Linked DNA regions of Mus musculus: regions 2, 3, 4, 5, 6 and 7 are each linked to region 1. The links are chromatin loops, found by intact Hi-C in ENCODE. Cell type or tissue: heart. All regions are shown on one strand.

Region 1 (4,000 bases):
TCCCGGGCCCGCTGACCAACTTCCACGCCTGTCGTTTTAGCTCCACGAGCTTCGTGTGGCAGTGGCGGCACCACCCGCCCCCACCGGCCGAGTGGCTCTGCTCAGCGCTGGCCCCGGCGCCCTCCGGAGCAGGGCGGCTGCTGCATGGGTCTTGATCGAGCCCGGCGGGCAGCCTCTTGCGCGGGGATACCTCAAGTGGCGGGGTCTCTCGAGCCGGGCCGCACTCAGCCACCTGCGGGGGTTGGAGATGGGACAGTAAGCCCAAACCTTCGCGCGGCGCCACTGCGGGACTCCACGCGGCCGACTCCAGACCCAGTCGCTCACGCCCCTAAAGCCACGCTCGCACAAAAGTTAGGGCCCTGGATGCAACGCCAGGAGTCCCTGAAGAAGAAGCCCCAGCCCGACGCTCGGGGCCCCGTCCCGCTCCGCGCCCCACCCCTAGAGGGCGCTGTACACCCCGCTAGCATCATCGTTGTCCTGGGCTCTGAACCCGGTGCCCGTCGAGCCCAGCCGCCCGCTCCTAGCAGGGCCTTGCGTACCGCGGGCTGCACCGCACACAAGGAGGCGCCGCGGCCGACCATGGCACGGTCGCAGGAAGGGATACGTTGGCTCTCGGGGTACAGTGGCTACGTGATCCGGCCCAGGGGCACCCCCATGGCCAGGCCTGCTGCTCTGAAGTTGGCAGAGCAGGCGAGTGGCGGAGAGCACGCTGTGGACGCGACCGGCTTGCTCCGGGACAGGCTGGGCGGGGGCGGGCCAAAGCTTGTAGGGGGAGGGAAGGGGGCGGGACGCCAGAGCGCCGCCCCCATCCTGAGCAGAGCCAAGTGGGCGGGGGTCCCGCTCCTCCTTGCGGCCCCGCCTACTGCTAGGACCCCCAACCTGTTAGTTGAGTGTTGATGCGGGAGGGGCGGTGGGGGCTGCCGAGACACAAGTTACGCGCACGCATGCGCCTCTGTCTCTCCTGAGCGAGGATGGAGTGCGCCTCCTGGGAGGCACCCAACACTCTCATCACTTTGCGAGCGGGAAAACTGAAGCTTTTGCCCAAGATCGCACAGCACGAAAGCGGGTGGGGGTGGGGGGATGGGGGGTAATGAAAGGGGCTGGACCCGGGCCAACGGCTTCCCCAGAACACCCAGAGCACTTGAGTGTGTCTGGCCATGCTTTGGCGCCAACTGTCTCTCATGGATGAGGGTCGTGTTTCAAGAAGTGCAGTGAGGGGCTACGAACTGTCTCGAAGTGTCCTTGCAGCCGCGCCTGTGCCTTAAAATGGATTGCACACTGAGCCGCCTGCGAAGTGGGAGGAAGCGCTGCGGCTTGGCCCTGGGGGTGTGCCGGACCTGTTGTCTGCCGGCCTGGCAGATGGGGAGTTAGCTCCGGAATTAATTGCCTGTTTGTCTCCGACCCGGAGGTCTCCCTCCTTCCCCAGCGACCAGTTGTTGCTCTCGCCCAAGTCAGACCCCAAATGTCACCACCTTCTGAGGTCGCGGGGGACTCCGGCCCAAGCTCTGGATCAACCCGAAACCCCAGATAGGAGCCAGGCGGGATCTGCGGCGTGGCTCCCCGTGACACAAGCGCCACCTGCCGGCCGTAGTGAGCACAGGTTTCGAGGGCGCAGAGACAGGACACCACGCGTTCTGAGCGCAGAGCTTTCCGCTTGAGGCTGAGACTTAGGACAGCTGAGCCAGGGTGATTCAAGGAAAGACCCTGGTCGGACATCCCCAGAGCAGTCAGACCTTCGCACGGTATAAGGTCTGTCAAACGACCTCTCCTTTCCCCACCTGGACCCTGCTTACTTAGCCCTCCACTCCTACGCACTATTGGCCAAGAGTGGGATGAAGATCCGGTTTTCCAGGTCATCTACGACTTAAAAGAGTCTGTAAACACGACAGGAAGTCATGAATAAACTGGGAACGGGCTCCCCACTTTCTGCAACCCCCAAGCCTCCAGGCCCTTCTCAGCCTTGCGAAGGGAAGACAGGCAGGCGACGGCCCACCATGGGATCCGGGTAGCCTCAGGCACCACCCTCCTCAGTCCACCCCTGCAAGCACTACAAACAGCGTCACCCCGCCCGCCCCTCTACCGCACTGAAACAAACACCCGGGGCCCAGGAGGCTCATACATTGTTATCGACTTACACACACGCACACATACTCCTCACACGCACACCGAGAAGCATCACCCGGAACCCAGGGCCTGCGCTCATGATGGGCCACACCCGCAACTTCACTTCCCCGCACCAGCGCGGTTCTTCGGGAAGCATACTCTACGTTCGAGTTCCCAGAGGACACAAAAACACAGCTCCACAAGACCCCGGGATGCACCAAGCAACCAGAATGATCTCAGAACTCAGATCACCTCCCCCTAGGCTTTTTCCTCGCCCATCCCTGCAAGGTGAGATAACCGCGATCTCTGCGCTACGCTCTCCTCCGTGGAAGATCGCTGCTCAAGGCTCGGGTTCCAGCGTAGCCTCGACTAGAGAGGGAGAATCAAGCGGCATCAGCTCGGGAAAGTGCAGATACAGGTCTCCGCCCGGGACCTGCCGCGTTTTCGCGGTGCTGCGCAGCAAAGTCGCGGGACGGCGTCACCACTGCCAGCCCGGCCCCGCGAGCTCTCACCTTGCCTCGCCGCCGCAGGAGGTGACTGGTGAAACCCAGGATGATGTCTGAGTCCAGGCAGAGCGACCCCATCTCTAGCAGGCTTGGAACCTTTCGGGGCGCGCCGCGGGGCGGCTCGGGGGACCCCGGCAGCGCCATGGAGGAGTGGACCGTGGGCAGCGTCCTCGAGCGTCTCCCGCCGCCGCCGTAACCACCCCTCCCGCGCGCACCCTGGCCGCGCGCCCGCCGTCGCCGAGCCCCGCACGGCGCCCGCCGCCCACCAGGCCCCCAGTACTCGGCGGCCGGCGCCCCCCCAGCCCTGCGCTTGCTCCGCGCCGAGCGCCCGCGCTGACAGCCCCGCCCGCCCGCGCCGACAGCGCCCCCTCAGCCCGGGCGGCGAGCCGGACACGCGGACCCGAGTTGGGGAGAGGTGTGTAGAAGAGAATGGGGGACCAGGATCCCGCTAGGTCTGCACCTATCCGCCTTCCGCGTCCCAAGACACCAGGACTTTTTGCAGTGGGCACTGCCACCAGGAAGGGACACCGCAACCAAGTTGGGCTCCTGGAAACCTCTGCAGATAAGGGGCATCTTTCCAGCTTCACCCTATGCTGTCCTAGGCATCTTAGGGTCCGGTCTGAAGAAAAGAAAAAGACAGACAGACAGACAGACTTGGGGAGGCAGATAACCCGGTGCTCCCAACACTGCACGTGCTCCAAAGCACTTACCCCTGGGGCAGTGTTTAGGAACCCTCTCTCCCCAGGTTTGCAGCGAGGCTTTGCTTGGACACAAACTGGCACTCTAAAGCCTTGGGCATGGGGGGTAGCACGGGGTGAGATCACAAGGTCTGGGCGGAGGATCAGTCCGGGAGAGAAGGGGTTGCCTAAATAACCTAACCCCGCCCCCCAAGTCTTTAGAGGTAGAGGGTATCGGAGAAGGAGACATCTTTAGAGGCCAGGCTGGGCTGCTGAGACTCCCGATCCCCTCCACACTCCACTCTGGAGAACCTTGGAATCTCTTCATCTCTGCTCCTTCAGCGCTGGAGTCCCTTGCTTGACGCCCCCCTGTGGCAACTAGAGATCAGTGTCTCAGCCTGACAGGCCAGGGACCCTGTGGTTCTGCTTCCAACTCTAGTCTGCCGGGCTTCTAAACTGGAAAGGAACAAGAGGGGCCATGGACCCTTCTACTGCAGTGGCCATTCACAGTCTGGGACAGAGACCAAGACAAGCCATTAAAGGGAACGGAGCCCCTCCTCTCAGCTCCAGATCCGGAGCCTAGGCTCCAATAGGACATCAAGCTTCCTCTCAGAAAAACCACTCCTGTCTTCACCCGCCCCCCCATTCAGTCCCCTCCAAGCCCCTGAATCTCGGGAGGAGGCCATCCACCACCTCTGTGGATTGATTAAAGTC
Region 2 (4,000 bases), 130 kb before region 1:
TCTCTTGAAGTTAGCTATACCCCTGGAGCTCCTGGAAGACCCTGATGTAGCATCTCTCTGCCGCCTCACCCTCCCGAGTCCCTTGGCACATCTGTTTCAGGTTTCTGTCTCGGGAACTCAGTTTGTCTTGACTTAGACTCCACACTGTTCTAAGCACCCCCTTCAGAGGCTGTAAATCACATCAGAAGCAATCCTGCCCTTTACAGGAACCCAGATGTTGTCCCTCAAGATATAAACTCTGCCCATGGGCCAGTTGTGGGAACCTAAGACCTCCATGCTGATATAGAAACCTTCAGTGACTGAAGTAGCCGGTTTCAGTCTACAAATCAAGCCGTGCACCTGCCTTTGACAAGAGGTTTGGGGGACAGTGTTATCCCTAAAGATGATAAGATGCAATAAACCCTTTTCTTCTTCTAAGGCTGCTTTGGTCATGGTGTTTATCATGGTACCAGAAAGTAAAGCGGGTCCCTCTGGGGAGGAGGCATTTCTACCCGGATCCTTGATGCCAGGGGCTGGGGAGCTACTGCTACTCAACAGTGGGGGAATCATCCAGTGAGTGGCTTAGCCGGGAGGACACAGCTACCCGATTAGGTGCCCACAAACCGGCAGCCGCACTGTACATGGCCAGGCCCTGAGCAGATCTGTCCTGCATGTGTGTGAGGAATGCACGGGGTTGCCTGGGAGCCAGACTCAGCTAGGGGATGCTGATGCCTCCAGGTTCATCCCGCCCTGTACCACAAGTGAGCACTCACCCAGTCTCACAGTCTAAGAGCCACCTCTACTGGGCTAGCACTGGCTCTAGGCCAGAGCTGTCTTAGCTGTCTTGGCCTCCAACTGAACAACCCAAATGGTCCCCCAGCTCAGAGCAGACACAGTGGCAGCCCCCAGGGAGTGCCCGGTGCTCCATACCCAGGATGACTCCCCTCCCCTCCCTCCGTGCTGGTCAGCCTGTAGGTTTGTGCTCTCTAGGACTTAGGGGCTAAGTTACTTTGTTGCCCCAATTCACATGTGAAAGACTTAGCCTGCAGAGGGTTAAGGACTGTAGGTAGACAGAGGCCTCCAGGGTTAGGAAAGACAAGAAGAAGGCAGTGCGGGAATACACGATGCTTCTGGAGACCCAACATCAGCATCTTCCTCCACGCTGTTTTCTGCCGGACAGAGCATCTGGAGTCCGGGAGCTCTGAACCGACTGTGCATTAGATGTCAGAATTATTGAAACTGCCCATTCGTCTGCAATAACGCAATAATGGGAGCCCCTGCTGTGTGCGCGCCAGACACCGGTCCGGACTCTTCAGTTCCTGTGACCTGCTCACTGACCTGGGGAAGGGGTGTGTTGCCATCGCTGACACTCAGAGAAGTGAGGGGATGCGCCTGAGGTCACAGGGCTACCGGAACTAGAGCTTGGGTCACGTGGGTTTAGAGTTTACTTTCCTCCAGTTGGGGCTTGGGGGAGGGGCAGCAGGTCAGGTCGGTTTCAGGAGGCACCGTTGGGTTCACACTGGCTGTATCCATCAGTTCAGCACTCCACAGAGGTCTGGGGTTCAATCTTTCCAGTGAGACAGACTTCCTGGGGTCCTCCCCACACGAGCTTACACATGGCCTGTACCTGTGATGCAATCAAGGACATCAGCTGCTGGACCGTGGCCTCCCCAGAGCAGATGCCCACACTCACAGTAGCCCTCAACAAGCAGCCCATAGGTCTGGGCTCAAGGATCCAGCCGATCCCAGGGGCTCTGGGCTCCAACAATGAGTCTTTGGTTGTGTGGCAGCTTGCTCTGACCACCATCCCCGGAGCAAGCACTGCCCTGTGTCCTGGGCAGCTTTTCAACTCATTCCACCTCCTGGCCTCGCCTTGGGTGCCACCTCCGGCCTGGAGCCAGTAGCATGGGGTGGGGTGGAGGATGACCCTGTCTGCATCTCTCTTGATCTCTGTGTTTCTTTGTAGTACCAAAGGGCCATTCATTAAGGGGAGATGGTAAATATTCGCAATTTAAATGCAGTCCTTGTCAAAACCAGAGCTGTTGGTCCCAGCTGTCCCACCCGCTTTTGGGTGCTGGGTCAGCCACTCAAAGCAAAGGTCAGCACTGCCTCTTGGTTGCTTTTTAATAGGATTCAGTAGCTAGTGGCTTCCGCCAGCGCCCTGGCCAGGGCCTGGGCTTCTCATTAATGCGAATGAAGGAGGAAGATGACATCATTTACATTTAATCGTCTTGTTTATCTGCCTGGCACTGCGGTTGTTTTAACAAAGGGCAGAGGCAGACAAAAGCTACATTTGCGTCCTGGAAGGGGAGCCTGACAGGAGCTCTGCTTGTAGACATTTATTGTTTGCAAATGAGATAATCTAGTAAAGCCTGTAGGAGGCTGCCCTGCCCTCCTCCCTTGAGTCCAGGCCTAACTGGAGCTGTGCAGACCACTATAGCTAGGCAATGCCAATGTCCTCCATGAAATCCTCAGGCCTTCTTCTGGACACCTGCCCAAGGAGGGCCACAGCAGAGTGCAAGCCAGGTGCCTTCTAGCACCCATGACTTCTGAGGTCCCACTGCTAGTGAGCCCCACATCCCTGTGCGGTGGGGAGGAGCGAGACGCCTACCCACCTCACCCAGTGCCAGGGGCACATGGAACTGTGATCCTCTGCCTTCATATTTGGTCTAATGGACCTCCCTGAGGAGTGCACCTATGGGTGTCTGTGACATCCCAGGAGACACTCTGGAACTGTCTGAAAAATGCCAAAAGTCGAACAGGATTGTTTCCAGACCCAGATATGTGTCCAGCACAAAGGATATGCTGAGTCTAGATTTGCCAGCCCAAAAGGTCTCTTCAGAGACTTCCTTCTCAAGGTGGTGTGTGGGGTCGGGGCATAGAGGCTGCTCATTAGAACCTGTGTGTGCCAACAGCTACAGGCTCAGGTCACCCATGCACATCCAGGCATTAAAGGATGAAGAACATGGGGCTTAGACTCCTGCATGGCCTCACACGCCTGCCAGGCAGCCTAGGAGTCCATGCCCTGGCTGTCTACACTCTGACCCTCCACAGTCTATATTCAAAGATCTGCATACCTCACATAGATTCAGACCCTCCCCAAAGCCCTGGAAATTCAGCTTGGCTCAGCCTGGAGTATTAAAGCAGCCATCAGAAGTTTCTTGAAAACTTGGATATCCCAGAGGGAGGTGAACAGGGAGGAGACAAGAGGCCACAGCTCTAGCCATGGTGCCCCTCAGAGCCCCAGTTTCAAGGCTTAAACACAACCTGCTCTCACCCCAGGCCTCTGGGCCCCTAAAGTTTTAGATCTGAAGGAAAGACTTATCTCATTAAGTGTCAAGGCCGAGAGCAGGACAGAGACATAGAGGACACCTCGCCTAGCCCTACAGGGTAGCAGAGGAGGATGCAGTCAGACCCAGCTCTGGTCTCCATAGACCCTCTCATCTGACCTGACCAAGAGCCACACTGAGCCTGGAAACAAGCTCGAGAGCAGGGCAGGGCACCATTTATATCTTCCAGTACCCAGGGACCTCCTTACTCCCCTGGGGTTCCCAAAGCCCGGAATCCCATGGGGACAGGATTCTGAGATTCTGCAAGGTACAGCTACAGCCCCAGGGTTAGTTCTCAGAAACAGCTTAGCTCCCTGTCCAACCCAGCTCACCCACCTAGCAGGTAGGTTCTCTGTCCAGTGGTCACTAAAAGGACAGAGTGTGGCAGGGGTCCTCAGAGTCTAGGAGCTGAGGAAGGAGTACAGAGAAAGCCCTAAGCTAGAGCAGTACCCCTACCCATGTGACTGCCTCCAGCTTCTCTTTGGCCCTCTCCAGCTGGCCACTATGTCCTGCTGAGGCCCCTGCTGGGTAGACCAGATGAACAGTCTGGCCAGCCCCAAAGACACCTGCTCTACCGGTGACCTGCTCCTGCCTTGAAGCACCCTGTGACAGAGCCTTTGTCTCCAGATCCTAGGCTGTGAAGGAAAAAGACAACCTGCACTTTTGGAGAGTGCTAAAGGCAGAAGACATTC
Region 3 (4,000 bases), 200 kb before region 1:
TGTGCACCACCACCACCTGGCAGAATAAAATATCTTAATTGCAATAAAAACCAATTTGAAAACAGGCAATAGTACCAAATGGGTGACCAACAGGTACCTGAAAAAAAAAAGTTCAATATTAGGGAAACAAACCAAAACTAAAATGAGCTAGCCTCATGTACTGGCTGTAAGGCATTTTCTTAATTAGTGATCAAGGTGGGAGGGCCCATTGTGAGTGGTGCTATCCCTGGGCTGGTAGTTGTGGGATTTATAAGAAAGTAAGCTGAACAAACCAGGGGAAGCAAGCCAGTAAGCAGCATTCCTCCATGGCCTCTGCATCAGTTCCTGCCTCCAAGATCCTGCCCTGTGTGAGTTCCTGTCCTGACCTCCTTTGGTGATGAACAGCAATGTGGAAGTGTAAGCTGAATAAACCCTTTCCTCCCCAACTTGCTTCTCGGTCATAATGTTTTGTACAGGGATAGAAACCCTGACTAAGACACCTCACCCACGGGTTAGGATGACTGTCATCTGTAAGACAAAAGTCGAGAAGTGACCTCAAAGGTGTGGGGAAGGGGAGTGTCGGCACACTCTGGGTGGGCATGTGAGTTAGCACAGCCACTATGACAGAAGGCAAGGAGGTTACTTGAAAAATTAGCATCCGAACAGCACATGATCCATCAACCTGCAGTGGGTAACATCCACAGGAGAGCTGCGCACGCCTGCGCCACGGGCTTTATTGCTGCACGCTCACACCAGCCTAGCAAGGGAAAGAGCCCAAGCATCCGTCAACTCCTAGTCACATAAAGAAAGTGTAGTACATAGCCTGGGAAGCGACTCGGCGCGGAGAAGGAGCGATCCTGTCACTTGTACAATGCGGATGGAATTACAGGTCATTAAGTCAAATGAAGGTGTCGAGAGACAAGCCCTACATGATCTCACCCAAACAGAACGCTGAAAAGCTCATCTGGTGATGTCATAGAAATTGAGAGAAGCAGTTCCCGGAGGCTGGAGAGTGGAGAGAGGCGCACGTGGCAGGGGGAGGGGGAGGGGGGAGGGGGGTGGGAGGGGGGCAGGGTTGTGTTGGGGGGGGGGGAGAAGTTGACCAGTGGATGCGAAGTCACAATTAAGCCAAAAAAAATGGGTTTGCACAGCACAGACAGACATAGCAGCAATGTCCTGCACGTGTCCCAAAACCTAGAGTGAAGGGTTGTGAATGTTTCTGCCACAGAAGCAATGAACTTTGGAGGAGGTAAACATGTTTATGCAGATTTGAACCTCACACAATGTGCACATATGTCAGAACACCACAGGATGCACTGGAGATATGTATAGCTTCTGTGTGTCAAAACTTAAACTCTTAAACAATGCCCTTAAATCTATTTACTGCTTTTCTCTCCCCTCCCTCTCCCCTCCCTCCCTCCCTCTTTCATTCCTTTCCTCCCTATGTAGCTCAGGCTGGCTTTGAACTCCAGCCTCCCTCATACTGAGATTGCAGATGTGTGTGCTACCATGCCCACACCATTGGGTCTCTTATTTTATATTTTCCACTTAGGATTTTTTTTTTTATAGATTCAGATTCTTTGGTAAATGCTTTTCCCTCTGCATTTCCTCACCTTTGCCTCTCTTCCCTTGCTGGCTATTTTAGGACCCTTGTGGAAGAGTTCCAAACGCAAGTCACTGCTGACCCTGTTCCCTGTGTTTCCCTTCTGGCTCGGCTGTGTGTCTCTTGGCTTTCTGGAGTGGTTGTTATTGGCAGCTGGAGTTGATATATAACCAAACACTGCAGAAGTTATCCGTTTTGTCTCTGCCAGGAGATGTCACCCCACCTCTGATAGTACAAGAATGGGGTGACCACCGGGCCCAAGAAGGGCTGTGCAGACTGGCTCCATAGACGTTCAGATGTGAGCCAGGGGCAGGGAAGCAGGTCTTTCAGGGCCTATAAAAATATGATTTCGGGGGTGGTGGTGGGGTTCCCACTCTGCTCTTCAGAGGTCTAGGGCTTTGAGTATCTTCTACACTGTGCAATTTCAATGCCTGAGGAACAGCAGGGAGTAACCTGTTGCCAGCTTATGTGACTCGGGCTAATCCTGTCTGCAGTCTGGACCATGGTGACAGCTCTTTCATCCTGTGTGTTCTGGTTCTTAGATAGGAGCCTGAGCCTAGAGCTCTAGGCAGGCCATGAAGAGATGCCTACAGAGAACACTCATACCTCTCAGATTTCCTCTGGTTGGCATTGGGAGCCCCTGGCCCTTGACCTTCCTGGTTTCCTCTTTTGCTCTCATTCCCTTTGACTCAAAGGGAGCCAGAGGCAGAGAGGGTGTTTGCAGCCTCAGACATTCGCCACTCAAAGTTGTTTCGGGACTACTAACATCCTCTGTACAGGTCACAGGGAGCTGGGTGTGCCTCGGTCTCCTGAGCTCCAAGTCATGGCAGCAGGACACCCATTAGCTCACTTCGTGTCACCATGGCGGGCTGCATGTCCATGGAATGTCCCTCTAGTACCCCAAAGGTCCAGCCCTTGTTCTGGGCCACTGCTGGTCACAGGAACAGAGAGAGGGAAAGGAAAGCCTGGTGGGTAGTACAGGGTCATCCCAAGAGGATGACACAGTCACAGCTGCTCAGTGGTCACTGTTCAGAGCACGATCAGAGCAGGTCAGGAGGTATGGAGGGCCAGGGTCTGGAATCCACACCCTCCACTCTGTCACTGTGTGCTAGTTAGAACACTCTTCTTGTTGCTAGTCTTGGAGTGGGGCAAGAGCTCATTTCTTAAAAAATTGTAATTCCCTGATGAGTGAGATTGACTTTTGATTTGTTCCTTGGATTTACTGGGAAGCAGGAAGCATTCCAAGGTCAGAGATAAATGTGGCCTGTAAAGCACCTATAGCTCTGCATTCTATAGGGCCTGCACTCCGACACCCTTCCTAATTTGACGCACTTCCTCCCTCACCGAGTACTAACAATGCTTTGATGAATTTCTATTACAGCTGTGTCCGGTAGGTTTCCGTATGTGTCTAACAGTTTTTCTGTGCGCATTTGTGCCAGAGGCTGTGCACATACAGGTTTAAGCTTGTCACAGCTGTGCTAGGCCTGATACCTCTATTAACATACATGATTTGTGCCGTGAGTGGTTTTGACTGAGATTAGCTTTCGTCCGTCCTCTGGTCATTTCCTCTGCGTCTGTATCCATCTTTGTTCCTTAGCCACGCATCAGGATTTATGAAAGTGTCTCTTTCAGACAGCACATGATCCGGACTCTGGTTCCAAATGTGACCTCATTCTGCCCTCCCAGTGCGTCTGAGCAGAGCGAGGCTCCGCTCAGCACGTTGTGGCTGCTGCATCTCTCATCCCCACCCCTTTCTCTCTGCCTTTAACCTCAAGTCTATCAGAAATGCACTCAAGTCTTTGGTACCTATAGATGAGCAAAAACCAAGTCCCTTCCTGACAACACTCATGTCCCTGGTGTATGACCAGGCTGTGTTTGGATCCTGCCTCTCTCTCTCTGTGTTGTCAGGAACCCAGAACTACTTTGCCCGCTCCCAAACCCAGCCATCCACTCATCCATTAACTCATTGCTGCTGGCCATTGCTCTGATGTCCCCACCTGCCTGTCCTGCCTGGGATGATTGCCTGACCTGCTGCCATGCTGGGTCACTACCTTCCCCCAGCCCACTTGCTAACCCCGGCTCTATACCTCTAGGCTCCATTTAAACTCCAGGTTCCCAGTGTAGGCCTCTGGCCTTAGCCGTCTATGGAATGAGCACTGGGGTACTGCAGCCGACTGACTGGGGCTCACATCTGTCTAGACCACAAACAGATGACTCAGGTCCCCATTTGCTCTCTTTCCTCCGAAAAATGGTTCCAACTTGCTTCCTCTGCATGGAGCCCCTGTGAGTACCAGGACAGAGCCCCCAAGGGGCGCCCTGTGTGTACCTGGGATGTCGGGAAGGAACGCACTGATGGGTTGTAAGGTGTCAGGCACTCACTAACTGGCTGAGTGGGCTATTTTTAGCCTCCCACTCTCA
Region 4 (4,000 bases), 170 kb before region 1:
AGTGTGGCTCTCTGTGCCTTAGGTCCCTGCCACCACCAGAAATGGAGGGCAGAAGGCAAGTGGGTACAGTCGCCGCCGGCGTGGCTGTGGAGATCTCTTTTCTGTGGATAAGCATGTCAGAACACGGTTTCCTCAGTTTTGCTAGCTGTGATGTGTGCTTTTGGTGATATTAAGGAAATTGTTTCCCTGCTTGGTCTTTGGAATTCACTAGTTTAAGATCAAGCAGCACTTGTTCAGACTAGGTGACAGTCTGCTGACAAAGGCAGCTGAAGGCTTGGAGGCAGAAAGGTAGGAGAGAGTGAAGGAGGTGGCTCTGGGCCATGGAATCCAGGCAGACTCCAAGGGCCAGAGACAGGTACATTCTGGGATTTTCACCCTAAAATCAAGGTCTTCCCAGCTGATGCCTTCTCTGAGGTATGCCTAGCTCATAAACCCAGAGGGATGTTTCTGTCCCGGTGTGGCTCAGGCCACGTTGTGAGTCCCAGGTAGAACCTAGGCTCTCTGCATGGGGTGTCTGTAACCTTGGGTTAGAACCTGAGTGGGATAGGACAGGAGGGGTCAGAGAGTTCTGCAGAAATTGGGATGGAAGCTGGGGGCATGCAGATCGGTGGGCAGGGGCAGGAAGGTGCCAGGGTACAGACGCTGCTACCTCAGACTCACGGAGGATGTATCTGAGGGAGAGCTAAGGTGTGGCATCTTAGCTGGCCAAAGTCAGCTGGAGGGACCCCAGGAAAAAGGAGCGTGGGCAGAGCCTCATGTAGGGAGTCAGTAATGAGGCTTTTGATGGGCTCTTTCCCACCCCCCGCCCCACCCCACCCCCGCCCTCATCCCCAAAGTAAGCAGCCATCTAGTATACCACACTTCAAAGGAACAGGAATTCTGAGCCAGAGATCCAGGTCCAGGGCATTCCAGAGAGGCCAGGACCAGCAAGCCACACAGGAGCCCTCAGGCACAAGGCCTTGCATCTCCCTCTCTCCTTCCTGCTTCCTGAGGGCATGCAGCATCTCCTGACCGAGCAGAGGATCCTGGTTTGTGATCTGTCTGGTGTAGGAATGAGACTTGGAAAAGCAATGACCACATGGCTCCCTGAGACCTTCTGTTATTCCCCCCAGGCACAGTGTAGAGTGCGCATGATCCTGGACTCATTGACAAAGCACCCCACTGCAGCAGTGAGGGCCTGGAATAGGAGTTCCTTGACACCTGGCAGTTGCCTAGCAACTGCGATGAGTCCCAGTGATGGAGCACCTCCAGGTGGAAGAGTAGTCTGGGGTCTAGTGAGGGCCACGTGCCCTCCTGTGCCCCTGCTCTGCTTGCCTCCGCTGGGCCCCACAGATAGGAGCATAGGGGCTCCACGGCCCATTGGCGAGTCAATGGGCCTCGCTCGCCCAGCTCTGTCCGATGCCAGGCAGCTGCTGAAGAGTCAGCCTGTTGCCCCAGCATGTTGACACAACACAGCCTTATTACCTGGCTAATTAGAGCCCAGAGGATCGCCCAGCCCCCACTTTCACCCTCATCCCTGCAAGCAGGTGCTTAGGCTGCTGAGAAGGCCCGGTGTGTGGAGTCTAGCAGTCCTACAACCAGAGTGCACCCCAAACTACCACGTTTCCTCATTTCCTGAGGTCTCATGGCTGCTTCTTTACACTGGACCAACCCACCGGGGTGGGTTTCTTCACACCTACTCCGCACCTCCAGGGTGAACAGCACAAGATCTCCTCAGTGGAGTTCTGTAAGTCACAGCATGCCACATGTCCCCCAAACTCCCCAGAGCCTGCCTGGGCTTTCTCATCAGGGAAGCAAGCGCAGTAATTGTCTCCGTCCCGGTTCATCAATGAAAAACAGGAATGTCATCCCTAGCCATCTAGCCTCTGGGGACACAGACAAGCCTTTGTAAAACTTGACTTTCCCTGACCTGAATTCCGGATCTCTTCAGCTCTGACAGTGTCCAATAAATAACTCCATGTTTCGTGAGTGATGGCAAACCCCAGAACAGCTTTAATTTTGCAGAGCGATAAATTAACTGCAATGTTGGCCTCGTGTGCGCGATTAAACTCTTTTTATAGCATTTCGTTGCTTTACGACTGGGCGGCCTGCACCTCTCAGAATTCTTGGCAGAGTCCTCTGTAGTCAGGCGGACCTGAACCCCAGGTGGCAAGGCTGGTGTCAGGTGCCCTTGGGAATCCCAGACCTGAGCAGCTGGGTCTAGGGCCCAGAGCTAGGCTGCCATACACTCCTCCAGCCCAGAGGTGGCGCTGCAGGCAACTTCGCAGAAGTGGCTCTGTGTGTGTGTGTGTGTGTGTGTGTGTGTGTGTGTGTGTGTGTGTGTGTGTGTGTGTGTGTGTGTGTGTGTGTGTGTGTGTGTGTGTGTGTGTGTGTGTGACTAGTGCTGGAATTTGCATCTTTTCATGTTCCTTTTGTTTTCTCTTCTTCCTGGTCTTTCTATGTGTTCATCTTGTCTATCCTGTGTATTTCCGTCTCCACTTGTCTGGATGATACAAGAGTATTTATATTCTTTTCATGGTTGCTTTGATCTGAACGTTTGCGCTGACAAAGCTCACTGGTTATGAAAGACCCCCGCGGGGAGTCCCTCCTCGGGGAGGCGCACACCCAGTAGGACACTTAGACCATACTCGCTGTAACAACACGAGGTTTTTAATGGCACACAAACACACAAACAACAAAGGAACGCTCAAGCCAGCATGCTGGGGTCGAAACTCACGCACCACGCAGGGGGCAGGGGAGTTCGACCCCGGCCCAAACTTCTTACAGGCTTATAAAGGCAAAAACCACAAACCAAAAAGGGAGGGAGCTGAAGGAATTTGCGTGGTTACACATGATTGGCTTATTTAAATGTCGGCGAGGTGATTACAAATTAACAGGGCAGTACATGCCAGTTAAGGTGTAGGTAGGCACAAGGACTTGGACTTCTCGAGGTCAGCAGGACACCTGGTCAATGTATGATTTATGGTGGGCTATAGGGAGGCGCCACCCGGGAGGCACCATCCTGCCAGATGGCCATTTGGTCCGTCCTGATAGCCCTGGCTAGTTCCTGCACTCTCTTTTTTATCTTTTATGGCTGGACATTCTTAGCTACAGGGTGGATCTGGCTGTGCCTGGATCTGCCTGGGTCTATTCTTCAGCCCTGAATTTCTTGAACTTAGATACCACAATGCTATAAGACCCAAAATTATAAGTTTTTTTTCTCTTCAGTTACAATCCCATGCCCAGTTCAATGGTCTCAAGGGGTAGGGTTGTAGGGGGTGATTAGCGCCATTTTAAAAGGTCAGAGGGACTCCTTCCTTCCTCTAGGTGAGGACACATAACACCTATGAAGAACTGGCCTTGCCAGACTCAGAATCTTCTAGCACCTACCAACCTCTAGAACAGTAAACAATGTGTTTATGCCATCTATGAAGGTCCTGGTCCGTAGCAGCCCCAATATCCAGGCAGCATCTGTTAATGCATTTTGATGTGTTTATTTTCAAAGTCAAAAACTAACTACCAAAGTGCCCAACTGGTTCAGTAAAGCAAGCAAAGAAATAATTGTATGGGTGGAGGGCGTGGGGTGTGGGGTGGGGACACACTGTCAGTGTCCTCTCCTGATAGGTTCATTTAAGTAGAAGGAAAGGACACATTGTTCAAATCAAAGCACGAGTTTACTCAGTCCGAAACACACAGTTGGTATCTGCAGTCCAATTGCACGTCTTCACAGCAACCATAGTTGGAAATTATCTTTTAAGATGCTAATAGAACTAAGCAACAATAAATGTGAACTTATTTTGTGGGAAAGTTATTTTTTTTAAAGCCTTTACTGAAAAACATTAAATAAAACCCAAAGAAAAGAAAAGACAGGCCATATGCTTCCTAAAGAACATATACTGTGCTGGGCTGGAGAGAGGCTTCAGCCCCATATAAGTCCAGCTCCAGGAGATCTGACTCCCTCTTGTGGCCTCCACAGGCATCTACACATCCATTCACATACCCACAGACACCAACACATAAT
Region 5 (4,000 bases), 55 kb before region 1:
ATTCTCCAGGCCACAGACAGCTACTCAGGGACAGAGGGTACAGGTCTGGGTGGCTCCAGTCCTTCTAGACATCAGGAAGCCTCTAGCCCAGATGGCTGCCTTACACCTACAACGCACTATTCCTCTGACTGCCTCTCTCCAGCAAACACCAAGGAGATAGGTGGTACATAGCCAGAGCTCCGCCATTAGGCAAACCGGCCCTGCTACTGGGTAGCCTGAGCCTAGATGTGGGGGTAGGCATGTTGGCTCTCTCAGAGATTCAGTATGGGCCTAGCATGTCCTGCACCTTCACAGCGAGTGGCCATCTGCTAAGTGGTGAAGAAAATGAGACCAAAGGAGCAACGCCTGTAGCACACACTGCCCAGGCTGCCTCTGGTGTCCTCACCTGAGCAGCAATCCACGTGCCAATTTTCCATTTAGGTGCTAGGGTTCAGTGGCAGGGAGATTTGATCATTTGAGATTGGAAATGGGTTTTATAACCACGTTTCACCAGGAGTAAAGTCTTGCATCAACCTGAGGGTTGCTGGGAGTAGGGGGAGAGGCACCCACAGTCTGCCTTCCCTTTGCTAATGAGTTGATATGTTAGCGACTTGGCCCCTCCGGTCACACACTGTTCTCAGTTCCAAAGTCGGGGTTACACAAAGGTGGATGCAGTTGGCTAAGTAGGGGTTTGCTGGCTAAGCAGGGCGTTCGTTTACTCAGCACTAGAAAGCACAAACTTTTGTTTCTAAATCAAGCATTCAGGGCAATCTCTCACCGTTAGTTTTTTTTTACAGCCTTTTGCTTTTGGTTTTTTTCTCCTGTCTCTAAGCTGCTCAACTTATAGTAAGAAATCCAGAGAAAGTCTGCCCCGAGTTCAGTGGGTTGTATTGCTTCACAGCCCAGAATGCCCTGGGTTCACAGGCTGCTGACATCAGCAGATGACCGCTGAAGGTCCTGCATGGAGTGCTTGTCTCCAGCACATCAGGGTGCCACTGTGTATTTCATGGGCCACAGGCAAGAGGCAACAGGCACATGTTACCTCAGCCCGACTCATGAGGTCACAGACACCTCTAAGCCAACAGTGAGGCTTGAAGGATCATAACAGTGGACGCCACATGAACATGTGGTTAAGAGTTCAGTGCCAGACGGTGGTGACGCACACCTTTAATCCCAGCACTTGGGAGGCAGAGGCAGGTGGATTTCTGAGTTCGAGGCTAACCTGGTCTACAGAGTGAGTTCCAGGACAGCCAGGGCTACACAGAGAAACCCTGTCTCAAAAAATGAAAACAAAAAAAAGAGTAAGGACAGTAAGGAGGTCCGTGTACCCCATTGCACCCCCAAAATGGACTCTTTCACATTGCTCCATACACTTAGTGTCCTGGTACCCAGTGGGGAGCAGCCTGCCCCTGGTCTAGCCCCAGGCCTAGTTGGGATAGGGTACAGCTCCCCCCAGGCTGAAACCAGAATTAACAGAGGAGTTCTGGCTCCAGAGAGCATTTCCGAGACAGGGTGCCAGAGCTGCTTAGGGCTGCCTGGTCCACAGGGCTTGAGAGCCGCAGAAACCAGGGTCAGCAGTGGGATAGCAGCTTCCTGCCCAGCACGTGGTCCTTGGTTTGCTCCTCAGTAGCCTCAAGGCAGGACCAGCTCAGTGTGCATATAATTAACATTTCACAACCATCTCAACCTTGGTGCCTTATAGCATGCATTGCTGTACACACATGTGCACACAATGTGCATCCTCCCTGGGACATCCCACCCCTAAGTACCGCAGAGGGCTGAGAAGCCCAGAGTAGAGAGGACTCTCTGCCACCAAGCCTGCAGAGGGCCCCTGACACCAAATCAACACCCTGTCCTATGGGAGGGAGGAAGTGAGCTCAGACTGCTGTCCATATGCTTGTTGGCAGTCTCTGAAAGGCCACGCTTAGAGCCAACAGCCACACCCATGTGGCCTTCCATACTTCCAGACCCTGGATCTGAATTTAAGTTCAGGGTTCCTGGTGTCCATGAATTTCTGAGCAGAATGGAGAGGCTAGAATGGGCCGCACCCTCTGCTTCCCCCGAGACGCAGTTTCCCCAATGTTTCCCTGCACTGTGCATTCAGTCATCTGCTCAGGGCTGCTTCACCCTGCAGTGACAGCCATATGCAGGCACCCCTCCCTGCGGGGTCCTGCCTCAACCTTCCTTCCAGGCCTGCAAGTGTTATCCTCTGCCCTGCCTGCAAGTGTTATCCTCTGCCCTGCCTGCAAGTGTTATCCTCTGCCCTGCCTGCAAGTGTTATCCTCTGCCCTGCACTGCAGAAGACCAAGGGCTGAATCCTAGGCAGAGTCTCAGACCCCAGTGCTACTCTCTCTGAGAACTTAAGCAGGAGGCCAGCAGATGAGCTATGGGTGGGTCCTCAGCACCTCATGCCTCCACTCAGGACTTTTGGCTGTCTCAGAGAGGTCCAGGGAAGGTCCCCAGGAAAGGCCACACAGCCCCACCCCAGCCAGTGCCAGCGGAGCCTTGCCAAGATAGGCTCATTACGGAAGCAATTAGCTCTAACAGCTTTTAGCTGGAGCTTGGTGGCTCCAAGAGAAATTAACCCTAATTACCCACAATCACAGACCCAGCACTGCTTAGCCTGCCCCTGGGTCACCAAAGAGAAGTTTCAGAGTGGCCAGGTATCCTGGGGATTGTCACAAGAGCCTGCGCTTGCCCAGAGGAGAGCACCAGGCTCTCCCTCTCTCATAGTCCTGAGAGTTGGGAGTCTTTCCAAGTGCATGGAATGTTCCTTCAGAATATTTTCTTCAGAGGGGCCAGGAGGATGTGTTCCTCAAGAGCCCAGGCCAGTTGACCCTTACTGCTCTGTGTGCCTCTGTGACCTCTGTCACCTACATACAAATGTTAAAGCCTCTGAGCACGGCATCCCATCTGTCTCGGGGTTAATATTGCTGTGACAAAACACATAACCAAAGCAAGCTGGGGAGGAAAGAGTTTGCGCGGCTTACACTTGCATATCATAGCCCATCGCTAAAGGATGTCAGGACAGGAACTCAGGCAGAGCAAGAACCTGGAGGCAGAGCTGATGCAGGGGCATGGACGGGTGCTGCTTACTGGCTTGCTTCTCGTAGCTTGCTCAGCCTGTATTCTTACAAAACCCAGGGCCACCAGCCCGGGAATGGAACCACCCTGAATGTGCTGGAGTTCCCCAGGGATCACCAATTAAGAAAATATCCTACAGGCTTGCCTACAGTCTGATCTCATGGAGGCGCTTTCCTAGTCAAGGCTCCTTCCTTTCTGATGACTCTATTTTATGTCAAGTTGACATAAACTAACCAGCACACATCCTTCTATCCACCTGCACTTTGCATCCTGGGGCTCATCTCTCTGGCATTGGATATGTATAACTTGAGACATAGAAGCTGGGGTTGTTGGGGCTGGAGAGATGGTTCCACAGTCTGCTCTTCAAGAAGACCTGAGTTCAATTCCCAGCATCCACATGGCAATTCGCAAGTGTCTGTAACTCCAGTTTCAGGGAATCTGAAACCGTCGCATAGACATACATGCAGACAAATATCAATCAATGCACATGAAATTTAGAAGGAAAAAAAACTTAAAAAAAAAAACTGTGGGAAAGTAGCCTTAGACTGGGTTCTAACAACTGGCCTCTTGAGGAAGCCAGATGGTCCAGTGATTCTAATGATATTCTGGGTTCATCACACGCTTCTGCAGAGGCTCTGAGAGAGCAGGATGCACAGGCCGGGTGGTGGTGGGCTGGGAGGTGATTCTCAGAGTCTGTAGAGTAGAGGCCAGCTGGACCACAGCACTAAGTGCCAGCCAGGGGGACAGATGATGATTAAGGGTGTTCTGGTCTAAGGGCAATCCCTCCCAGACTTCCCATGTTGATACCCTGTCCCCAGGACCTCAGCATGGAAGTGTATTAAAAGATGGGTCCATTAAAGAAGTGACTGAGATAGCAAAGACCCTAGGTCAGACATCACCTAGTCTGTATTCTCATGAGAGAAGAAGACAGAGACAC
Region 6 (4,000 bases), 310 kb before region 1:
AGCCATTCTAGCGAACGCTTGGGGAGGGGGTGGTATCTACTGTAGCGGTACTCATTTGCATGTTTGTAATAGTAAAACAAAGTAGAAAATATTTTCATGTGTTTATCTGCAACCTGAGTATCGTCTTGAACGGAGTGGTTATCCACCCCCTGTCCCATCTCTTTCAGTTGGATTTGGATGAATAGAAGCAAATATGCAGGCCCTTCCAGCATTCAAAGTACATAAAAATGGCTCACACATCCACATTAGGATGGCTATTATCCACATTAGGAGACAACATTCTCAGATTGGATAAAGAAGCAAGTGCAAGGATTGTTACAAGACACAACCTGTAGTTTAAAGACAGAAGGAAGCAGGCTGGGTATAGTGGCTTACATCTTCAGTTCTAGCATTTGGGAGGTAGAAGCAAGCCGATTTCTGAGTTCAAGGCCAACCTGGTCTACAGTATGACTCTGTCCCAAGGGCATACGCGGGGCCGGTGAAGACATAAGTTTAATGCGAATGTTAAAAGCAAAACTGGTTTCATTGTGAAGGTAGGTTCTCAGCAGCGAATGTTGAGACGCAGGTCATTCCAAGACAGAGTATCACTTCTGAAGACATCAAAATGGTGCATGCTTAGGAACCCAGTAGCCGAGATCTGAAATGCACAAAACAAAACCATGGGGGAAATAACACCACAGCTGAAATCATCTCTCATCAGCTGACAGGACCAATAGGAGACAGAAGTCCTGTGACACTATGTCACCATTTCCAGGACACAGTGCACAGAGCAAAGCGCATGCTCTTCTCAAGCAAACGAGGACATTTGTCAGGACATACTGTGTCATGACTGGCAGGTCAAATCCCCATTCATTGAAAAAAATATTCAAATTATACAGTTTTCTCTGACACCATAGGTTTAAGCAGGAACCTAACAATAAAAGGAAATCTATAGAGTGCAGAACCACTTAAGTGGATAGCATACTTACACTAACCAAGGGTCTGTTTTATTAAGTATTTTAAAACCTAGCAGGTCAGACTGCAACTTGGTGCTCAAGTTGCCCGTGAGAGAAACTGGGATCTCACGACTCTGTAAAAAGAAAGAATGTGTGAACCCAAGCGCCCCAGCCTGCCTTCCAAAACCAAACCGAACCAGACAAACAAGAGCCCGAACTCAGGGCTAGCAGCAGACAGAGACAGCAAAGGTCAGAGACCCACAGAGTAGAAAGCAACGGAGAAAACAGGAAGGCAGGCAGGACCCCTGATATGGCTGCATAACCCCATGGTGGGGAGCATAGCGGCACTTAGGTCACATCCGTCAGCAAGGAGCGAGAGGGAGAATTGTTCAGCTTAGGAATAAGGAAGGTGAGCTCACTGCAGGGTTTTTACAAATATTAAAAGGATAATGAAGACTGTTGAGAATTTTATGCCATTGTGTTTGGTAACTTTTATGAAATGAGCATATTCCTTGAAGGTACAGACTGCCAGAACGGAGTCAGCAACAGCAGGGGGCAGGGGAGATGTGTCCTAACAGAGTTCTATTGCCTGAAGACACACCATGACCACGGCAACGCTTATGAAGGAGCGAGCGCATGTAACTGGGCCCTGCTTGCGCTTTCAGAGGCTTTGTCCATTATCCTCATGGTAAGGAGCATAGCAGCGCCCAGACAGACGTGGAGCTGTATAAAATGAATTATTTGTAATATAGTGTGAGTAATGAATTAACCTGGCGACTGGGTTTCTTACCCCAATAACCACACAGAGAAATCAAGATTTGTTTCAATCTACACCTCAATACTGGGCAGATAAAAGATTTATAATAACCCTTAAGCTAATCTGGCTCCCTCCCAGCCCCATCCCAGGATACTTGCATATTATTATTGATCTGGATCTTTGGGCTTCAGATGTTTTTTCTCATGGTGTCTTTTCAGACCCTCTCCTCCTCAGGGCTGATCTGAATCTCCCTCCCCTTCCTCACTCTCTCTCCCTCCTCCCCCTGGCTGGCAGATAGCTACCCTTTTCTGTCTTCTGCCCAGCCATTGGGTCATCAACAGTTATTGACAGGTCAGAGAGCAAATGGTAAGAATTGTTTCACAAAGTGGAGACAGGGGATTCTTGGTATAAGCATTACAAGGCTGTGTTCAGCAAGAGACAATATATGGGGACAGAGAAATCGTCATTTGAGAAACTCAAGGACAACCTTGATACACTGTACCAAGCAGTGTGCTCACAGAGCTGGAGACGTAGCTGAGAGTTTTACATCTGGATCCTCAGGTAGCAGGCAGGGGGAGAGAGCCACTGGGCCTGGCTTGGGCTTCTGAAACCCTCAGCCCATCCTCAGGGACACTCTTCCTCCCACAAGGTCACACCTGCCCCAATAAGGCCACACCTTCTAATCCCTTCAAATAGTGCCATTCCCTAGTGACCAAGCATTTGAATCGATGAGCCTACGAGGGGCATTCATATTCAAACCACCACAAGGTGGCGCAGCGTTCAGAACACTGGCTGCTCTTGCTGAGGACCCTGTTCAGTTCCAAGAGCCCACGTGGCAGCCCACCACGTGTAACTTCAGTCCCAGGGATCCAGCACCACCTTCTGGCCCCTTCTGGCACTCAACACACAAGCAGTGTGCTTGCACACACATACAGTGGACACATACATGCAAGCAAGACATCCATACACATAAAATAAGCTTTAAAAAATTGGGGTGAACTATGAAGTTTCTCTTGCGCATGCGCGCATGCGTGTTTATTTTCTGTGCGGCTCCACGCAGCACTCCTTCCGTGTGACAACTAAGAGTGTCTGCAGGCACTACTGCCTGTCCTCAGAGCAGTCACTCTCAGATGAGAACAGTCTTGAAGATGCCAGGACAAGCTGGTGTTCAGTGACCCATGAGTGTGCTGTCCGTAGTCCCTGGCTCTGTCTGATTTGGGGACAGGAGAATGGTTTTGATGCTCCTGTCCACCGTGGTACCCCGACTCTGGCTGTTCTGTGTGCAGTGAGCTCAAGGAAGGACAGCTGCCCTGCCCCAAATCCGTGGCTTTCAGGAAAGCTCCTTGCTTCTGCGCAAGGATCCCCAGGTCTCTATGTTCCTGGGGATGGCTCCATTCTGTGTAAATGGAACTGCTGTGACCCTAACCCCAACAGAGCAACCTGATCCAGATTTGACCAAAAGGGAAACATCTCAGCCCAAACTCAGCCCATACGCTAATGCAAGATGCAGGACAGGGAGGCCACTGAGCCAGCAACAAGGTGGATACAGAATACTATGCAGTTACCATCCCGACACTTCCCCCAAAGCTTGACCCTCGAAGGAAAATGGGCTTTGAATAATGTAAATGTGCTCTTGGAAAACGAGAAGAGGGCATGGAAGGGTGTCCTGCTTGGGCTGCCCGCTCTGTGGGCAGGTCACCTCTGGAAGGCACTGTTGAAAAGTGAGGGCAGGTAATAACATGACTGGAGATGTCCCGTGGGGGCTGCCGGCCTGGGATGCATGCAGCCAGCCTCTGGGATGGGCCCTCTGTGGGAAGGCTGGTCCTGGGTTCTGGGCGGAAAGTGGGGAACAAGATCATGGAAGCTTCCATGTAATCGAGTCCGGCTGTCTGTACCGATAGTTACAGAGTCTATTGTGTGGCTTCCTGTTGCTGCTGACCTAATTTTCTGAAAGCCCAGCATACAGCAGGAGGCTTCCTGGCTGGTTGGAGTGGAAAGAGATCTGTTTTCCAGGCTGCTGGCCTCGGGCTGTGGGTTAAAGTGTTTATATACACGTCCTGTCCATTTTGTATATTCAACCTCTCATGTTGCACTTAGAAATTCTACAAAGAAACCTCGGCACGAAGCAATCAGAAAACAAACAGCCTGATTAACAATGGGGAGAGATCTGGAGAGACAGCTCACCACAGAGGACAGACAGATGGCGAGTGAGCACGTGAGAAGGCGTTCACAGCCGTTTGTTACGATGGAATTGCAAATTCAAACACAGAGATGCCACCACACACAGATTAAAAGGGAAAAAAAAAAC
Region 7 (4,000 bases), 330 kb before region 1:
TTCCTTTTGGGACATCTTTTCCTGTAACCTTCCTCATCTGTACCCCAGCCCCAGCTCGGAAGAGTAGGCTGTGGAGTTTGGGGAATGCTGCGTGCTCAAGTGCCTTCGTTGTAGGAGCCCATCTGTGCTCAACTGGGGTGGAAGAAAGGAACTAGCAGGGGAGGCCAGCCAGGCACCTTAACACATGGCTGCTGGTCCACAGCTGGCTCTGTGTGACCCAGATCCCCATCACAGACCTTCTTAAACACGTTCCCCACCCCTACCTCAGGAAAGGCCATGCTCCACTCAGACTGCCCTCTTCCCATTCTGACATCAAAGCTTCCTGCATTTGCAGAGTACAGTAGTCCCTCTCTGAAGACTGCCCCCAGCTTGCCCCTTATAAGGGTATGCTGGCCCGTGAGCCCTGGGTCCGACAGGTAGGCATGCCTGGAAGATTTCTCTCTGTTTGGGGCTCCAGTTTGTGTGCACTCAGAATGGGTGTATGGGACAACTGGTCCCCTCTCAACAGTCACACAGAATGTCTGAGGGCCTTGTTTGTAAGATTGTGAGACCCAAAGAACACCTGCTAGTTTACATCCCACAGGGCCCTAAACACCAGCACGTTCACACCTTGTATTTCTGCAGTGGTAGTGGCAAATGAATGCAGATTGTGGTGGCCCTTCAGGGTCTGGGTGGAGGAGGAGGGTCCACACGTGCCCTGAGCATGCTGTTGGTTCTCTAGAGACACAGGTTTCATGGGCCCTAGGGGCCCATATACAGCAGTCAGAGGCTTTCCTTTCAAATAGCCACTGGCTGAACTACTGACTGATGCTAAGACTCTGGGTGGCTCAGCAGTCACTCTGAGACATCCTTCTCTTCCCAGTTATCTCAGATTTGCCTCTGCTTGAGGTGAGGAACAGCGTCTAGTCCCCAGTGGCTCTCTGGGTTGGACTTCCTGTCATCTGTGGTCTCCCTATCCACCTGCTCAGATCTGCTGCCCTGCAGTTGAGGTGCTCCAAGGCGGCGAAGATATGCTTGGCGGCCAGCAGTCTGTAGGGGGTGTCCTTAGCATCTGGGACAGAGCCAGGTTGTCTGTGGTGATATTGCTGCCCAGGGTGCCCACAGCTCTACCTGTGGCTGCTTCAAGGCATGTACAATTCTACCTGCTTTTCATACAGTTCCCTCCAGCAGCTGGGCTCTGTGGTGTGGGATCAAGGCTCATAGATGCCAAAAGACAGGTCAGGCAACGCTCAGGGCAGGACTACTGCCAGGAACTGACCTGAAACCCATTATTACCATCATGCTTCCTGTGAGGCCCTGAAGGAGAGGGCCTGCGCCAGCCAGCTTGGGTTTTGCTTTGGGCTGTGGTACTTGCTCAGGGACCCCATCAGCCGGTTTTCCCATGATCCTCTCAGCATTAGGTTTCTGCTCCTCACTGCAGGAAGCTAGACTCTCTGGAGGTTCCCTAAAGAGCTGCAGTGGGTGCTGGGTGTACCGTCACCTGAATGTCAGCCCCAGCCTGTGGCTGCCACCTGCCCACACCTGCATTCTCCTCTGTGAGCAGGTGGAACCCAGGTGAGAGCCTGACACAACGTTGACCTGGGACATAATGATTTGCCTTCAGGTAGTGTGGGTTCCTGAGATGGGCCAGGATGGACACCGGCCATGGGCTCTATGGTTTTCATGTCCTGAGCACAGCCTGCAGGCTGACTTGAGACCTCACTGCTGGGCCCTTAGCTGCTTGTTCAGTCATGTGTCCGCTGGCCTCCCAGCTGTGTTCCTGTCCTTCCAGGTGAAACAGGAAGCCTGGGTGAGCTAGGACAACAGCAAGTGCTGACATCAGGACACCCAACTTTTCAAGGGCCCCTGGTCCTGGCTGCCACAGTAGAAGAGTGTCTATCAATAACTACAGCCGCAGGCCTCATTTTTAGCACATCAATAGACAGCAAAAGCAATGAGGTTGAAAGGAGGCGGGCAGGGCCTCATAAAGGCCCCTCACTTCCCCTGGACCGCACAGGAGGAGGCAGGCAGCATGCGCGACATTGCTGTTTAAGACCAGTGTTGATTAGAATTTTTATAAGTTTTTTTTATAAGAGTAATAACAGCTCTTTGGAGACAATAACGTGGCTCAGGCAGGGTTTTAAAGAGCTTCAGGAATGAGGATGTGATTAGCAATCAGGGGCAGCTCTGCCTGGGCTGCTGATGTCTTGCATTTGTGTTTATTGTCATTTGCCCTCTGGGGACGGAGCTCCGGTGACAATCAGGACTCCTCAAGAATGAAGGTGATGCTTCAGAAACCAGCTCAGTGCCCGGGGTCCCTCGGTTTCCTCAAACGCTGGCCTCTGCCCATGTCTGCAAGGCCAGTGAGAAGGGTAGCCCAGCCTCGCAGGGGATGGACCTGCATCCCTTGGTGCTGCCTTTCTCATGTATGGAGTTCACCACCAGGTGGCGATGGAGGACTGGCCAGAGAAGGTCAGGCTGCATCCTTAGCTGGGCTGGCTGGAGGCAGCTGTCCCACAGCTGGTGGGGCTATTCTAGGCCATCCTATGGTCCAGGAACCCTTATATCAACAAGGAGAACCCTGTGGGGACAATACGTTACTCAGCGTCTGGGCCCCCAAGGGTGTCTTTCAGGGCTGAGGGGAGCCACACAGTTGCCTGGATCAGAGCAGTCTTTGCATTGGGAGAAACTACAAACTCCCAGGTACTATACTCTGGGGGCTTACAGCCTCTGGGTACAAGAGTGGCTTGGTGCCATGTGCTTTCTCAAAGGCTTAGGTCCTGCTCTGGAGTACCAGTATTCCTCCTACCTCATCTGAATGGCCTTACCTGGTTGGGATAAAAGGAATGAATAGTATAAAGCCAGGGGTCTCCCTAGCAGGGGGCTGCAGACACTTCTGGGAGCCCTGTGGGCACCTAGTCTGCAGGGTTCTGGTTGTTGTCCTGTGGAATCCAGTGTCAGAGAAAGCTGGGTTACACCCAAGCCCATGTTTGTTGGCCTGGGTCCTCCCTCTCATCACTAGCCAGGTATCAGGCAGAAGCAACAGAGCCCACACTTCCATATCTAGGCATCTGGGCTGGATCCCCTCCTGTCAGCTGACGAAGGCCACTGGGGTTTGGAGAACGCAGCAGCAGCCTTTCCACTGCCTGCATGACTGTAATAGTCACAGCACACCCTTCTGAGTCAAGGACTTTTGGCTCAGTTTGAGAATAGCCCTATATCCCAGCCCATGTGGATGCTTGATCTCAACTCAAAGCATTTGGATCTCAGCCTTATATTTGAATCCTCATTTTTTTTGTAAACTTGAGCCCTGATCCCACCACTAACTGAGCCCTGATCCCACCACTAACAGCCCTGATCCCACTATTAACTGAGCCCTGATCCCAGCCCTCCTGGAGCTCCACACTTAGCCCACAGAACCTGGCTCTAGGCAGAGATCTGAGGATCTGAGCGGAGAGACGGACATTGTGAGGTAACACATCTTTCTGCTGAAGGTGGTGGTGACCTTAAATGTGTCTGGAGGGGACATTTAGCTTCTTTCCTTGCTTTGCTCCTCGTGGATATGGGGCCGATGGCCTGTGACTCTCGGGGACAGAACACAGCTTGAGCTCTGGGCTCTTGTCTGGGTATTTGAATCCACCATTAGTATGTCCTCCCCATGCCAAGTGTTGCTTGCCCACAAGGACATCTGGGAAGGTGGGAGCTAGCCCCAGAGGTTGTGCTGGGGTTGTGTCTTGGCCTGTTACAGTATGAGGCTGGGTATTTGCATAATCTGCCATGTGGAGCCCCAGGAAGACCCCTGCAGGGACTCTCTGCACCCTAACATGGCCAGGCTGATCACCCACCACCAGCAGCCTCATTTCCAACTCCACAACTGTCCCCAAGATGACAGCACTGTTACACACTCACCCCATCTCAATTCACTCACTCTCCACCCCGTCCACGGTCCTGCATAACCACGCTGCTGACTGCGTGTGAGTGTGGGGGAGTTCTGAAAAATTACCTGCCACCAGCGCTTGTT

The links. A loop is a pair of places that touch in the nucleus more often than their neighbours do. Peaks named below come from ENCODE experiments on the same cell type or tissue, not always from the same donor. Only the 100,000 strongest peaks of a DNase experiment are listed, where the experiment ranks them.
Region 2: a loop joins it to region 1, with 2.1 times the contacts of the local background. A loop is called at or near these places in 2 of 42 quality-filtered maps.
Region 3: a loop joins it to region 1, with 2.1 times the contacts of the local background. A loop is called at or near these places in 6 of 42 quality-filtered maps.
Region 4: a loop joins it to region 1, with 7 times the contacts of the local background. A loop is called at or near these places in 2 of 42 quality-filtered maps.
Region 5: it touches region 1 in a loop (5-fold over the local background); 2 of 42 quality-filtered maps call a loop at or near these places.
Region 6: a loop joins it to region 1, with 7 times the contacts of the local background. A loop is called at or near these places in 14 of 42 quality-filtered maps.
Region 7: a loop joins it to region 1, with 8 times the contacts of the local background. A loop is called at or near these places in 27 of 42 quality-filtered maps.

Annotation. Positions count from the first base shown.
Region 1 is chr12:112,142,946-112,146,945 of GRCm38, reverse strand. Kif26a (kinesin family member 26A) reads right to left here and starts at 738. Exons shown (of 16, transcript NM_001097621.1): 1 at 540-738; 2 at 1-232. The coding sequence starts at 581. In heart, CTCF peaks have their summits at 431 (motif pointing right), 1,579 (motif pointing left), 3,004 and 3,662 (motif pointing left); DNase peaks (open chromatin) are centred at 615 and 1,475; H3K4me3 peaks cover 3,377 bases; H3K27ac peaks cover 1,601 bases; H3K27me3 peaks cover 2,374 bases.
Region 2 is chr12:112,275,076-112,279,075 of GRCm38, reverse strand. The region is part of intron 2 of Gm36894 (a long non-coding RNA gene); the gene reads right to left. Among named protein-coding and RNA genes, the nearest start is that of Gm36894, 58 kb to the right of the region's middle. In heart, no CTCF peak of the experiment used is centred here; a DNase peak (open chromatin) is centred at 2,265; H3K27ac peaks cover 248 bases; H3K27me3 peaks cover 206 bases.
Region 3 is chr12:112,343,712-112,347,711 of GRCm38, reverse strand. No RefSeq gene overlaps it. Among named protein-coding and RNA genes, the nearest start is that of Gm29890, 5.4 kb to the right of the region's middle. In heart, CTCF peaks have their summits at 1,800 (motif pointing right) and 2,986; DNase peaks (open chromatin) are centred at 1,711 and 3,251; H3K27ac peaks cover 1,433 bases.
Region 4 is chr12:112,308,163-112,312,162 of GRCm38, reverse strand. No RefSeq gene overlaps it. Among named protein-coding and RNA genes, the nearest start is that of Gm29890, 30 kb to the left of the region's middle. In heart, CTCF peaks have their summits at 2,214 and 3,956 (motif pointing left); no DNase peak of the experiment used is centred here.
Region 5 is chr12:112,198,067-112,202,066 of GRCm38, reverse strand. No RefSeq gene overlaps it. Among named protein-coding and RNA genes, the nearest start is that of Gm36894, 19 kb to the left of the region's middle. In heart, a CTCF peak has its summit at 1,787 (motif pointing right); DNase peaks (open chromatin) are centred at 1,844 and 2,488; H3K27me3 peaks cover 923 bases.
Region 6 is chr12:112,449,583-112,453,582 of GRCm38, reverse strand. No RefSeq gene overlaps it. Among named protein-coding and RNA genes, the nearest start is that of B020018J22Rik, 16 kb to the right of the region's middle. In heart, a CTCF peak has its summit at 2,475 (motif pointing right); a DNase peak (open chromatin) is centred at 3,652.
Region 7 is chr12:112,472,390-112,476,389 of GRCm38, reverse strand. No RefSeq gene overlaps it. Among named protein-coding and RNA genes, the nearest start is that of A530016L24Rik, 15 kb to the left of the region's middle. In heart, a CTCF peak has its summit at 2,420 (motif pointing right); a DNase peak (open chromatin) is centred at 2,419; H3K27me3 peaks cover 3,668 bases.